Linked DNA regions of Homo sapiens: region 1 is linked to region 2. A link is a contact called in ENCODE Hi-C or POLR2A ChIA-PET data. All regions are on one chromosome and are shown on one strand. Each heading gives the region's core, a stretch centred on a gene start or an enhancer-like site at or near the end of the contact. The rest is flanking DNA. Distances are from core to core; before and after follow the strand shown.

Evidence for each region. Hi-C counts contacts between places; a loop is a spot of excess contacts on that map. ChIA-PET counts read pairs that join two places held with the same protein, here RNA polymerase II (POLR2A). Pooled maps may share reads with other maps.
Region 1: a loop to region 2 is called in a map of Calu3, with 2.1 times the contacts of the local background. The contact joins two enhancer-like sites. A Hi-C loop is called at or near these places in 1 of 168 maps with a recorded cell type or tissue (Calu3) and 2 of 50 pooled maps. POLR2A ChIA-PET finds 5 or more read pairs at or near these places in 8 of 52 experiments (BJ, GM10248, H1 and 5 more).

Annotation. Positions count from the first base shown.
Region 1 is chr20:58,904,087-58,909,362 of GRCh38, reverse strand. GNAS (GNAS complex locus) reads right to left here. Exons shown (of 13, transcript NM_000516.7): 6 at 3,883-3,980; 7 at 147-201; 8 at 1-13. Among named protein-coding and RNA genes, the nearest start is that of GNAS, 15 kb to the right of the region's middle. RefSeq lists an enhancer at 1,241-1,720. Within about 2 kb of position 1,407, at least 36 of the 41 ENCODE cell types and tissues checked have a DNase peak (open chromatin) inside an H3K27ac peak, as active enhancers do.
Region 2 is chr20:58,940,295-58,947,454 of GRCh38, reverse strand. LOC107985382 (a long non-coding RNA gene) reads left to right here. Exons shown (of 4, transcript XR_001754727.2): 4 at 2,298-2,509. Among named protein-coding and RNA genes, the nearest start is that of NELFCD, 37 kb to the left of the region's middle. Within about 2 kb of position 2,779, at least 2 of the 41 ENCODE cell types and tissues checked have a DNase peak (open chromatin) inside an H3K27ac peak, as active enhancers do.

The DNA of each region.
Region 1 (5,276 bases), core at 158-2,657, 37 kb after region 2:
AGCGAAGCAGGTCCTGAAACAAAATTGAGGTCAATGGATCTCACCAAAGCCAACCGAAACAGTAATAATTGCCAATCTAAAGCAAAGGTCTGGAGTAGTTTGGAAAGAGGGCTCAGAGTCCTCTGGTGGGGAGGGGTTTTGCACACCTGATCGCTCGGCACATAGTCAGCCTGCTTGATCACGTCGATCTTGTCCAGGAAGCTGGGAGAAAAAGAAAGACACGTGGGGTGTTCACAGCGCTCACATCAATTTGCCAACTATTTGTGTCTCTCTACAAGGTCAGGCTCAACGGAAGTGACCGTCCCACAGTTATGCAGCACTAAGTCAATGGCACATTTGCTTGTGTGTTGGTTACATTTGTAACTCAAAGCTGATGCCTTAAGAAGGTTAGGGCAAACAGGATTTAAGATAAATAATTTTAGGAATCAGGGAACTCTAGATGCGTCTAGCAGCTAGCCTGTGGCCTCGACGCAGTGGGGCCACACAAACAGCACAGCACGGTGGTGGGGCTTTGTTCTTCGTGTTTATTTTTATTTTTTCTATTTTTCTTTTTTATTCTTTACTTAGCTTCTTTATTCCTGTTGCTCTCTGGCAATATTCTTGATTTTTAGAAGGTTTTATGCATATCAACCAGTAGAGAAAGGACCCCAAAACCAGGCTGGCCTATCACATTCTGTGCCATTTGGTAATGCCTGACAAAAACATTTTAATTTTCAAATTGCTTGATTAAAATGGCAAACAGTTTGAAAATTGTATACCTCTATATCATTCAGTTAAAAAACAATAAAGTGACATTCTTAAAAACATCAAGGACTTTCCCCTCAAGGGCACACGAGATTGTTTTAGTTACTGAGAATCTGTATCCCTTCCTTTTTACTTTTTAAGAATCTCATTGATTAAAGAGAACAAAAGAGGTTGGCACAAAGGGGCCCTTCTCGCCCTAGCCATCCTGAACAGGAAACAAACACAAAGTTCTCTTCCGTTCTGTTTGGTCCATGAAATAGAACACTCCAGATATTACGCTTTTCATTAAAAAAAGCATCTTGTTTGTGTTGCTTGACTAGACACACAGGAAAATTTACTTTTGAAAGATTGGGGTAATTAATATGGAAAATTAATGTTAAAACCAGTTATTTTTTGGAGGGAGGGGCATGTAGAGATTGGAATTGTTTTAAAGCGGGCTAACGAGAAAAGAAAATCATAAAGAGAGAAAAGTTTATTTAAAGAAACTGCCTAAGTTTTCTGTTCCCCTCTTCCTTTTTACTAGTTCAGAGTTAGTCTGGCTTAGAGGATATACTAACTTGCCCAATCAATCTTACATTACAGCACCAGTCCAGAAATAGCTCCCCAGCCGCCCTGGCCTCCAGCATGTTACCATGGCAACAGAACCACAGTTCTATAAATAGATCATCAGCACCAAATCTTGTGAGAGAGACATCTGGAGTGGAGCCAGCCAAACCCCAGCTCAACAAATAAAAATAGACAGCTTAAGAAATGGGCACACTACCAGTATCTGAACTTTAACATAAAGGCAGTTCAACCAGAAACGTGCCGGCCACGGCAGATGCAGGGCTGTTTGAGCCACGGGTGAGGGAGGACATTTTAAAAGTTTTAAGCTGCGTTGTTCTCTTTTTCTCTGAGTTTCCTTAAAACTTTTCATGATCTATACAAATGGTGCGTTTTCAGACAAAGTTTCAGGAGTAATTAAGTGTTGCTTAAAAAAACCCCAAAAACTTCTAAATGATTTGAGAGAGAAAACGAAACCCGACAAAATTCAACAATCTGGCTAAGCTACTGTTAATTAACGAAACTGGGTCTCCCTGCCCCCCCAGCATTCAAAACTGGGGTGGTTAAACTCTCTTAATCTTGTACCTGTACTTAACTTCTGACTTGGATCCAAAATACAAAATGCAAACAATTCCAGGATTTCCATTTGTTTTGCGTTACTATAATTAGCGCTTCCAGCTTTTGGTTCGAACTTTTGAGAAAATCAGGGACTTTGTTGAAGAAGGAGTGGGGGCTGGGGGCCATAGGGACCAGCCAAGATGGACTGTTTTTTTCTGTTCCTTGAAAAAATATACACATTTGCTTGTATATTAAACCGTGGAATATCTATGTATGTGGCAATTGAAAATAAAGGAATTTCCTATGGGAAGGCAGGGCTGGGGTTGATAGATTGCGCAGACCCTAACAGAGGCTTATATGATTTATAGATGAACAGTATTACCTCTTCCTCCCTCCTGTTTATTCAGGTGGTTTTCACAATCAGTTCCTTGGGCTTGAGGCTACTAAGTAAAGCAATCTTAGCCCTTGGTGAGTCAGCCTGGCACCTTGGTTCTGATTAGCTAATACTTCCTATAGCAAAATCAGTTCCGAGTTTCAGCTACTTGTAATAAGGATGGCTAAAACATCAAACCTCTACTAGACTCCCCTGCCCCAAGTCACAGGACACTCCTACTTCAGAATATCATTAACTGAGACTGCTTTGTGCATTTCTGCAGCATCAACAAACAGAAGATATCTTTACATTTTTGGCTGGGCACGGTGGCTCATGCCTGTAATCCCAGCACTTTGGGAGGCCGAGGCAGGTGGATCACAAGGTCAGGAGTTCGAGACCAGCCTGGCCAATATGGTGAAACCCCATCTCTACTAAAAATACAAAAATTAGCTGGTTGTGGCGGCAGGCACCTGTAGTCCCAGCTACTCGGGAGGCTGAGGCAGGAGAATCACTTGAACCCAGGAGGCAGAGGTTGCAGTGAGCCAAGGTCGCACCACTGCACTCCAGCCTGGGTGACAGAGTGAGACTCCGTTTCAAAAAAATAATAATAATGTTTACATATTTTTTAAATAACCCTGACCACCACATGCTTGCTATATCATGTGCAAGATGAGGGAAGCCATAAACTATTTCAAAGGCAACTTTCTAGCTATCGGGTACGATGTCCTCTGGGAGAGACCATGGTGGGTGACAGGGACAGAGGGCGATCCCTGAGGCAATGGTAAGTCAGGTGTTAGGCAGCAAGGGAAGCAGCCTGGGCATCAGGTAGAGTTGTGCAATAAAGTCTGTGTTTTAAGTTCCCCCTTCTTCATTTGCCAACACACCAACCAGGTGAGCCCACCTTTATGAGTGACTTTGGAGAAAGATGCTTTTCCCATTGCTACTGCAGGCCTTAACCTGTCCTCCTCGCAGGTAGTAATTTGTTTTATTTGAAAATAACCCCACCACGGTATTGTACTGCTTAGGTGTACAGTTTAGGATTTAAAATCCATTGACCACTTACCATCCTTGAATCAAGACCCGGTGAGAAGGAATAAATAAGGATATGAAATAGAGTTCAAAAGTCAAGACAACACAAAAACAAACTCTACCTAGAGTCACTAGGATCTAGTAACACTAGGCAGCTACTAGAGTCGCTTACCTGAGAGCAGAAATAGATCAATCAACAACTACCAAGGAGAGAGGAGGCGTAGCTATGTCTTCACCATTCCTCTTTGTTATGTTTTAAAATTACAGCAATAAAATATAGTATTTTTACATTATTCAAAATGTGAGCACAGCCCTATTTCCCTAAATGCTTAGGGTCAATTCAATTAATTACTTCCTACTAATTAGGAATACTATGAAACTCATCATCATTTTGCTCTAACAGGCTTTAAATGTTTATGTAAAATAATGTCGCTGCACTAAAAGAAAAAAAATGCAATTAAGGACTTTATAAATAAACAATTGAATCAGATTAGAACTTTCTGCCAGTGGGGTAACTGGTTGGCTTCTAAGAAAGGAATCATCAACAAGTAACTTTCAAAGCAGGATCACAGGTTTTCATGTTTTCTTGTTTTTGTCTGTTTTATGTGCTGATGGGTTGGGTGGCGGTTACTTACTACTGGGCACAGTCAATCAGCTGGTACTCGTTGGAGCGTTCGTAGCAGGCACGCACTCCTTCATCCTCCCACAGAGCCTTGGCATGCTCATAGAATTCCTGAAAGTGAACACAAGAAAGTTTAGAGAAAGGCAAGAGCTTGAACTAATCAACAACACTGTCATTCAAACCCTGAGACCAGAGTTCCCTATGTGACCGACACTTGGTGTGATTTTGAATTTTGAGCCCAATTAATGAATTAATGCTCACAAAGAACTTTAATTCAACACGTTAAACATATTCAAAAGTTCACGCAATTAGCTGCTGGGTCTTATTGTGAATTACTGGTTTTGGGTAGTTTCTTTTCTCGTGTGTAGGGGGAATGGGGTAAGCTACTGAGTAATTTAGTTTCTTCACAGAATTGTTTAGGAAGAATATACACTAAATGTGTTAGAATATGCCAATAAATGGTTCAATGTTGTGAAAATAAGAAACTTCATTTGTAAGATGTGCTGGGACTAAATTTTCCTCCTGGGAAAATGTGAATCTTACCAAAAAAAATGATGATGGGGGACTTGTAGGTAGGAACATAAAAGTTCAGATGTTAGTAGGACTAATAAAAAGTTATTGTTCTGATACATTTTTAATAGGCTGCTGTTTCCTTTTCCTATTAAATATAGAATCATATTTCAAGAAAGTCAGTGGGTTATATTATACATATTGTGTTTATTGCTTTTTTTTCAAAATAATGCTATTTAAAAAGTTTAGCTATCCATACTAACTATATACCACTAAATTTCTCCAATTTAAGTTTGCAGCCAAGTCCATCTAAAATATACAAACACAAATTCCCACGAAAGCCTGACAAAAGGCAACAATAACTCATTGTTTTAGCTGTAGACAAGTCTCTTCCCTGTGGGTCTTACAAACGCATACATCTTTCCATCTCGTTTCCCGTTCCCCGCTTATAAGCCATTCTCCCCACGAAGGGGCCTAAACTTATATGCTTGGGCTTGAACAGTTTTTTGTTCCCTAAAAGTAGTTCTTTAGGGAGCCAACAGTGTCGTGCATCCAGAGGAAAGTCTTTTCCATATGTTCTATTTTATGATTTTTGAGTTATGATTTAGATATATTTCATTTTTTTTAATAATGAGAAAAGATTTCATTTGCCCCAAGGACTTTAGAAAACTCTTAATAAAAAGGTCACCTGTTTAAAATGAGAATGTCTTCCATTTGGCACTTCACTGAGGCATCCCAAGGTACCTTAGGGCACTTCCAGTGGAGTAAATGGACAATTAGTATTTGTGTGCCATATTTAACATACAGTTTTGTCCTAAGATGTGAATGAGGGAATAATTAAGCCTGCCATAGCTCAGGACCTTTTTCCTCATAAAAATTTACAATCTAATAAAGTGA
Region 2 (7,160 bases), core at 1,530-4,029:
GCAACACCCTCCTGATAAGTACTATATTAAATATAAACCCATTATGTTGTTAAAAGAAGAAGGTATTCCAATATCCAACGGCAAATTTCAACAATGCAAAAACTGCAATTACTTTTGTACCAACCGTATATTATATGGATATATAATATATATGTATCTTCAAGATAACTGTTCCTCTTTTTTTCCTAGTCTATCAACGTGTTGCTTTTAATGTAATAGACCAATTAGCTGTTACGTGCAATGTTCCATTTCACTGGGAACAATGTATGTTCCAAAAGGAGAGAGGAATCTGAGAAGAACTGTAAAGGAGTAAAAGGAAACATCATCTGGTATTTTCTCTTTCATGATGGAGAAAAATGCGTTTGCACAATCAAAAGTGTATATACCAGGGCCAGGCACGGTGGCTCATGACTGTAATCCCAGCATTTTGGGAGGCCAAAGTGGGAGGATCACTTGAGGCCAGGAGTTCAAGACCAGCCTGGCCAACATGGCAGAACCCCATCTTTACTAAAAATACAAAAATTAGCTGGGTGTGGTGGCACATGCCTGTAGTCCCATCTACTCAGGAGGCTGAGGATCGCTTGAACCCAGGAGGCAGAGGTTGCAGTGAGCCAGGATCACGCAACTACATTCCAGTCTGGGCAACAGGGAAAGACTCTGTCTCAAAAAAAAAAAAAAAGTGCATACCAGGCTAAGTGCAGTGGTTCATGCTTGTAATCCCAGCACTTTGGGAGGCCAAGGCAGGCGGATCACTGGAGGTTAGGAGTTCGAGACCAGCCTGGCCAACATGGTGAAACCCTGTCTCACTAAAAATACAAAAACTAGCCGGGCATGGTGGTGCACGCCTGTAATTCCAGCTACTCGGGAGGCTGGGACAGGAGAATCGCTTGAACCTGGGAGGCGGAGGTTGCAGTGAGCTGGGGTCACTCAACTGCACTCCAGCCTGGGTGACAGAGAGAGACTCCGTCTCAAAAAAAAAAAAAGTGCATAACAGTTTCCAGGCATTGTATTGATTTTTCCTAGTGAGAGGAAAATGGGAGTTGGGTTGGGATCGACACTTGGAAAACCACCTGATTAAGCTAAGGCTAATTCAACTGGCACCCTGTGCAGCAGCTGAATTGCAGATTCAGTGGGGATGTCACAGGGGTCACCAAGCACACCCTTTCCAAGTGTTTGATGTTTGGGACTATCTACAATATACTACAACCACTGAAATGTGTACTTAAAACATTTTTTAGAGGTAACAATGCTTTTGGTTGCTATTTTGGAGGAAAGAGGAAGTTCCAGTGTCTCGTTTTTGGCCCTGCCCACCATGGTGGCATTTACTCCAGGCCTTAACAAGCCAATAGGTGATGATGCCTGATTCTGAGGAGATCCATCTATCTATCTACATCTGGACAGAAAAGACCCTCGGGGTGGGCTTGCTATTGGTGGACTCGATCCCCACTCCATCTCTGGATCCACATAGACCTCACTCCAAAGGGCAGACCATGGTGATGTCGAGGTTCCTAGGATCCCAATAATTCGCATTACTTAGATTTGATCCAGTATCCAGTAGACCAAAGGTTTTGGTATGTTCTTTCTCCCAGGGCACATTTCTCTTTGGGGAAATGTGAGGAAGAAGCCTTCCAGGTTGCCTTGGTGATTATGTGGGTCTCAAGGCTACCTAGACCATGTTACTTATGGTCTCCGGTCTCTAGACGAGAGACTCTGGATCAATGAAGTGACCCAGCGTACAGAATTAGATACCAGTTCTTGACTTCCTTATGTCTTGATTTTCATTAGACCTGGACTTATTTTATTCTTTTTTTTTTTTTTTTTTTTTTGAGACAGAGTCTCACTCTGTCACTCAGGTTGGAGTGCAGTGGCACGATCTCAGCTCACTGCAACCTCTGCCTCCCAAGTTCAAGCGATTCTTCTGCCTCAGCCTCCTGAGTAACTGGGACTACAGGCTCCTGCCACCACGCCCGGCTACTTTTTGTATTTTTAGTAGAGACAGGGCTTTACCATGTTGGCCAGGCTGGTCTCGAACTCCTGACCTCAGGTGATCCGCCCGCCTCGGCCACCCAAAGTGCTGGGATTACAGGTGTGAGCCACCGAGCCCCGTCTATTTTATTCTATTTTTATTTTATGGTTGCATACAAAAGGATGGAGCACCTGTCACTATAATTCCTGGGAACCCTCTAATTAACCACAACTAAAGATCTCTGGGCCTTGCACCAACCATGTTGTGAACCTAATAAGCACACCTGCCTTGTTGCCTATTATGATTACCCGGCCTCCTTGGCTTCTGGCAGGTAACTGTGGCCACGTGGACCAAGCCAACGCCGGCTCCTCTCATTCCCATTGAGATCAGCAAGGCAACTCCAGCCTGTACCACCAATATCCCCAGGCCAGGAGAACAGCCAGTGAAAGCCCATTTGAAAGACTGCCATATTCCTCACCAATCCGTTTCTCAAGGCCAAGGTGAGTGGAGAGCCTTCCAGCCCTCACGGGAGCCACATGGAGGCGGGAGGAGCTGGTAAGGGGGAAACCCACTGCAGTTCCAGTGCGGCATTCCTGTCTCCTGAAGTCTTTGAATTCTTTCTCTGTCTTATGCCAAAGTGTCTCTGGCTTTGCCATGTCATTTTGCACAGAGCAGCATTCAGAACATTAGCCAAAGCAGCAAACTGCTAAAGCAGCTGCCCACACCCCCTGAAAGAATGCACCTAAATCAATAACTTCATTCCAGGTGAGAAATAAACGCCACCCTCTATGCCTGGGGACCTTAAGTCCCTTCTCATGATGACTATACATATCTTTTGTTTGCTTTGTTTTTGTTTTTATTTACAGTATGACTATACATATTGGTGCAGCCATGCTCTTCCTTCAAGAAGCAATTCTTCATTCTCCTTCCATAATAATGCATTTCACTCCCAGGCCTGGTTGAGTTTCAATTCTGGTTACCAGCCAGGTAAAAATGTGTAGTAGCAGGGCATGAGAGCGTGGTTATTTTCCCTCAAAGGGCGAGGACTCTTCCTAAGGGAGGAGAGGCACAGTGGAGTGTTGTAGAGTGGTAGGACCGGGGGAGTCTCGGAATATTTCTGGATATTTTTATTCCAGTTCCATCTTGTCGGGCTTTCTTTCTTTCTCAACCATTGCCCTCACTTTTGGTTAAAAGTACTGTAGGCCAGGCATGGTGGCCCATGCCTGTAATCCCAGCACTTTGGGAGGCCGAGGCGGTTGGATCATGAGGCCAGGAGTTCGAGACCAGCCTGACCAAGATGGTGAAACCCCGTCTCTACTAAAAATACAAAAATTAGCCAGGCCTGGTGGCGGGCACCTGTAATCCCAACTACTCGGGAGGCTGAGACAGGAGAATCACGTGAACCCAGGCAGCAGAGGTTGCAGTGAGCTGAGATTGCGCCACTGCACTCCAGCCTGGGTGACAGAGCGAGACTCCGTCTCAGAAAAAAAAAAAAAAAAGAAAAAAGTACTGTAGACTGTGAATTCAACTGTGTTAATATACAAGCTGCAGGTTCAGTCTCGGATGGGTTCAGTTTTCAGCCTACTTATAACCAGTTACAGAGTTTTTAAAAACTTAGTTGTAGAAAGACTTGAATATCCCCTTTTTTTTTTCTTTTTCTTTCCCTTTTTTTTTTTTGGATACACAGTTTCACTCTGTTGCCCAGGCTAAAGTGCAGTGGCGCAATCTCAGGCAACCTCTGCCTCCCAGGTTCAAGTGATTGTCCAGCCTCAGCCTCCCGAGTAGCTGGGATTACAGGCACCTGCCACCACACCTGGCTAAATTTTGTATTTTTAGTAGAGACGGGGTTTCACCATGTTGGCCAGGCTGGTCTCAAACTCCTGACCTCAAGTGATCCACCTACATTGGCCTCCCAAAGTGCTGGGATTATAGACGTGAGCCACCTTGCCCAGCCAATATTCCCTTTTTTGAGGCAAGCATTTTTAGATTTGGGTTACTATCATTTTTAATTTGGCCAGTGCTCACAGAAGCCACCACTGTATTTCATATTGCATGTCTCGTCCCCTTTTAATTGGCCTCTAGATGATGATAAGGGAAAAAGGCAAGGCATATGTATAATATGCTACTAATTTTATTGAGAAGTAATTCACATATTATAGAATACATTTTTTAAGTACACAATTCAGTGCTTGTAGTATATGCACAAGGTTGTACAACCATCACCATTATCCAGTTCCAGAACATTCTTATCACTCCAAAAAAAAAAAAAATCCTGTTCTCATTAGCTGTCACTTCCCATTTTTTCTTCCTCCAGCAATCTGTTTTCTGTCTCTATGAATTTGCCTCTTCTAGGCATTTCACATAGATGAAATCATACAATGCATTGACTTTTGGGTCCAGCTTCTTTCGCTTAGCATGGTGCTTTCAAGGCTTAGTGTGTTGTGGCATGTATCAGTATTTCATCTTTTTGGCTGAGTAGTATTCTATTGTATACATTTTTAACACAGTTTGTTAACCAGTGGATAGACATTTGGATTGTTTCCACTTTGGGCTATTATGAATAACATAAACGCTGGAGTACAAGTTTTTGTGTGAATTTGTGTTTTCCTTTCTCCTGGGTATACACCTGGGGGAGAAGTGCTGGCTGATACGGCAAGCGGCTGCACTGTTTTACATTCCTTCCAGCAGTCTACGGAGGTTTCAATTTCTCCATTTCCTTGCCAGTGTAGCTATCTTTGATTATAGCCATGTGAGTGAGTATGAAGTAGAGTATGTTGCCTTTTATGTAAACACAAGAAAGAAAAATATATCTGTGTGTAATTGCTTAGATATACACAGAGTGGCTCTGGAAGCTTACATGGGAAACTGGCAACACTGGTTGCCTCTAGGGAGAGGAACTGGGTAGCTGGTGGCTGATGTAGAGGGGAGATTTTATGCCACCCACCCTTCTCTAAGATATTAAGTTTAGAGCATGTGCAAGTATTACCTATACAAATAATTAAATTAATATGAACTTTAAATTTGGCCGGACACGGCAGCTCACACCTGTAATCCCAGCATTTTGGGAGGCTAAGGTGGGTGGATCACCTGGGGTCAGGAGTTCAAGACCAGCCTGGCCAACATGGCAAAACCCTGTCTCTACTAAAAATACAAAAATTAGCTGGGCATGGTGGCATGCACCTGTAATCCCAGCTACTTGGGAGGCTGAGGCAAGAGAATTGCTTGAACCTAGGAGGTGGAGGTTGCAGTGAGGGGAGATCATGCCACTGCACTCCAGCCTGGGCAACAGAATGAGACTCTGTCTCCACAACAACAACAACAAAAAATTAAGTTAAATGTATTATAGCAGGGATTGGCTAACTATAGCCTGTGTACCAAATCTGGCCTGCCACCTGTTTCTGTATGGCCCGTGAGTTAAGAATAGTTTTTACATTTTTAAATAGTTAAACAATCAAAAAAAGAATATTTTGTAGCACATGAAGTGATATGAAATTCAAGTTGTAATATCCATAAATAAGCTTTTATGGGGACACAGCCATGCTAATTTGTTTACTTTTTTCCATGGGTGCTTTTGTGCTGCACTGGCGAAAGTGAGGAATTGTGCCAGGGGCTGGATGTAGCATTCTCATTGCCTTAAACTGCCACTTGGCACAATGAGAATTGCAGTTACACAGTTAAAAAACAACAGGATTTTGAGTGCTACATATATTGCCACACTCTAACTTTAAAAAAATTATGAGTACATATCTTTCATGTTAAAAAAAGAAAGAAGATAAAAGTAGACTTTGAATGTCTGTTTCTAAGGCATAATGGGGTGTGAATTATTTTCTGTCACATCACATGACAAAACATTGTATCTTGTGCGATGACGTGCTAGCTCTTCTAGAAGAGGATGAAATGCATCAACATTGCAGAGATCATGGCAGAATTTCTTCACAGAAATTAAAAATGACAAAGAATCCATAACTAAAGTAAATTATCAAGTAGTTCGTTTGTTAACCAAGAAAGAAATCTGTTTATAAATGGTAAGTTAATTACATGATGTTTGATTACAATGGCTGAATAAATGTACCCAGAAAAAGCAAACTTGTTTAAGAATATTAGCCTTGCATTGAGGATAGTTGGTTGAAGAGTTTGGGACATTGGGAGTAGCATCAATAGTCCACTAAAAAACAGGGAGTTTTTTTGTTTGTTTGTTTTGTTTTGTTTTTTGAGATGTAATCTCGCTCTGTTACCCAGGCTGGAGTGCAGCAGCGTGATCTTGGCTCACTGCAATCTTTGCCTCCTGGGTTCAAGCGATTCTCCTGTCTTAGCCTCCTGAGTAGCTGCGACTACAGGTGCACACCACCACACCTGGCTAATTTTTGCGAGGTTTTTTTTTGTTTTTTTGTTTTGTTTTGTTTTGTTTTGTTTTGGGGTTTTTTTTGAGATGGAATCTTTCTCTGTTGCCCAGGCTGGAGTGCAGTGGCGCAATCTTGGCTCACTGCAACCTCTGCCTCCTGGGTTCAAGCGATTCTTCTGCCTCACCCTCCCGAGTATCTGGGACTACAGGCACGCACCGCCACACCCAGCTAATTTTTGTATTTTTAGTAGAGAAGGGGTTTCACTATATTGGTCCTGCTGGTCTCAAACTCCTGACCTCAGGTGATCCACCTGCCTCAGCCTCCCAAAGTGCTGTGATTACAGGTGTGAGCCACCGTGCCTGGCCAACAGGCAGTTTTTAAAAATCTTGAGAAGTCAATGCCCAATTTTAAGTGACTGGAGGAGTAGCTTTTATACATGTAACAGCTATAGGGGAGAATTTTTTTTTTTTTTTTTTTTTTGAGATGGAGTCTTGCTCTTTTGCCCAGGCTGGACTGCAGTGGTGCTATCTCAGCTCACTGCAAGCTCTGCCTCCCGGGTTCACGCCATTCTCCTGCCTCAGCCTCCCAAGTAGCTGGGACTACAGGTGCCCGCCACCATGCCCAGCTAATTTTTTTTTTTTTGTATTTTTAGTAGAGATGGGGTTTCACCGTGTTAGCCAGGATGGTCTCAATCTCCTGACCTCATGATCCACCTGCCTCGGCCTCCCAAAGTGCTGGGATTACAGGCGTGAGCCAGCGCGCCCGGCCAGGGGAGAATATTTTTAAAGAAGTTGAAAAAATATTAATTCATTACAATCAGAAATGGAATCTATTAAGGTGTGTTACAACTG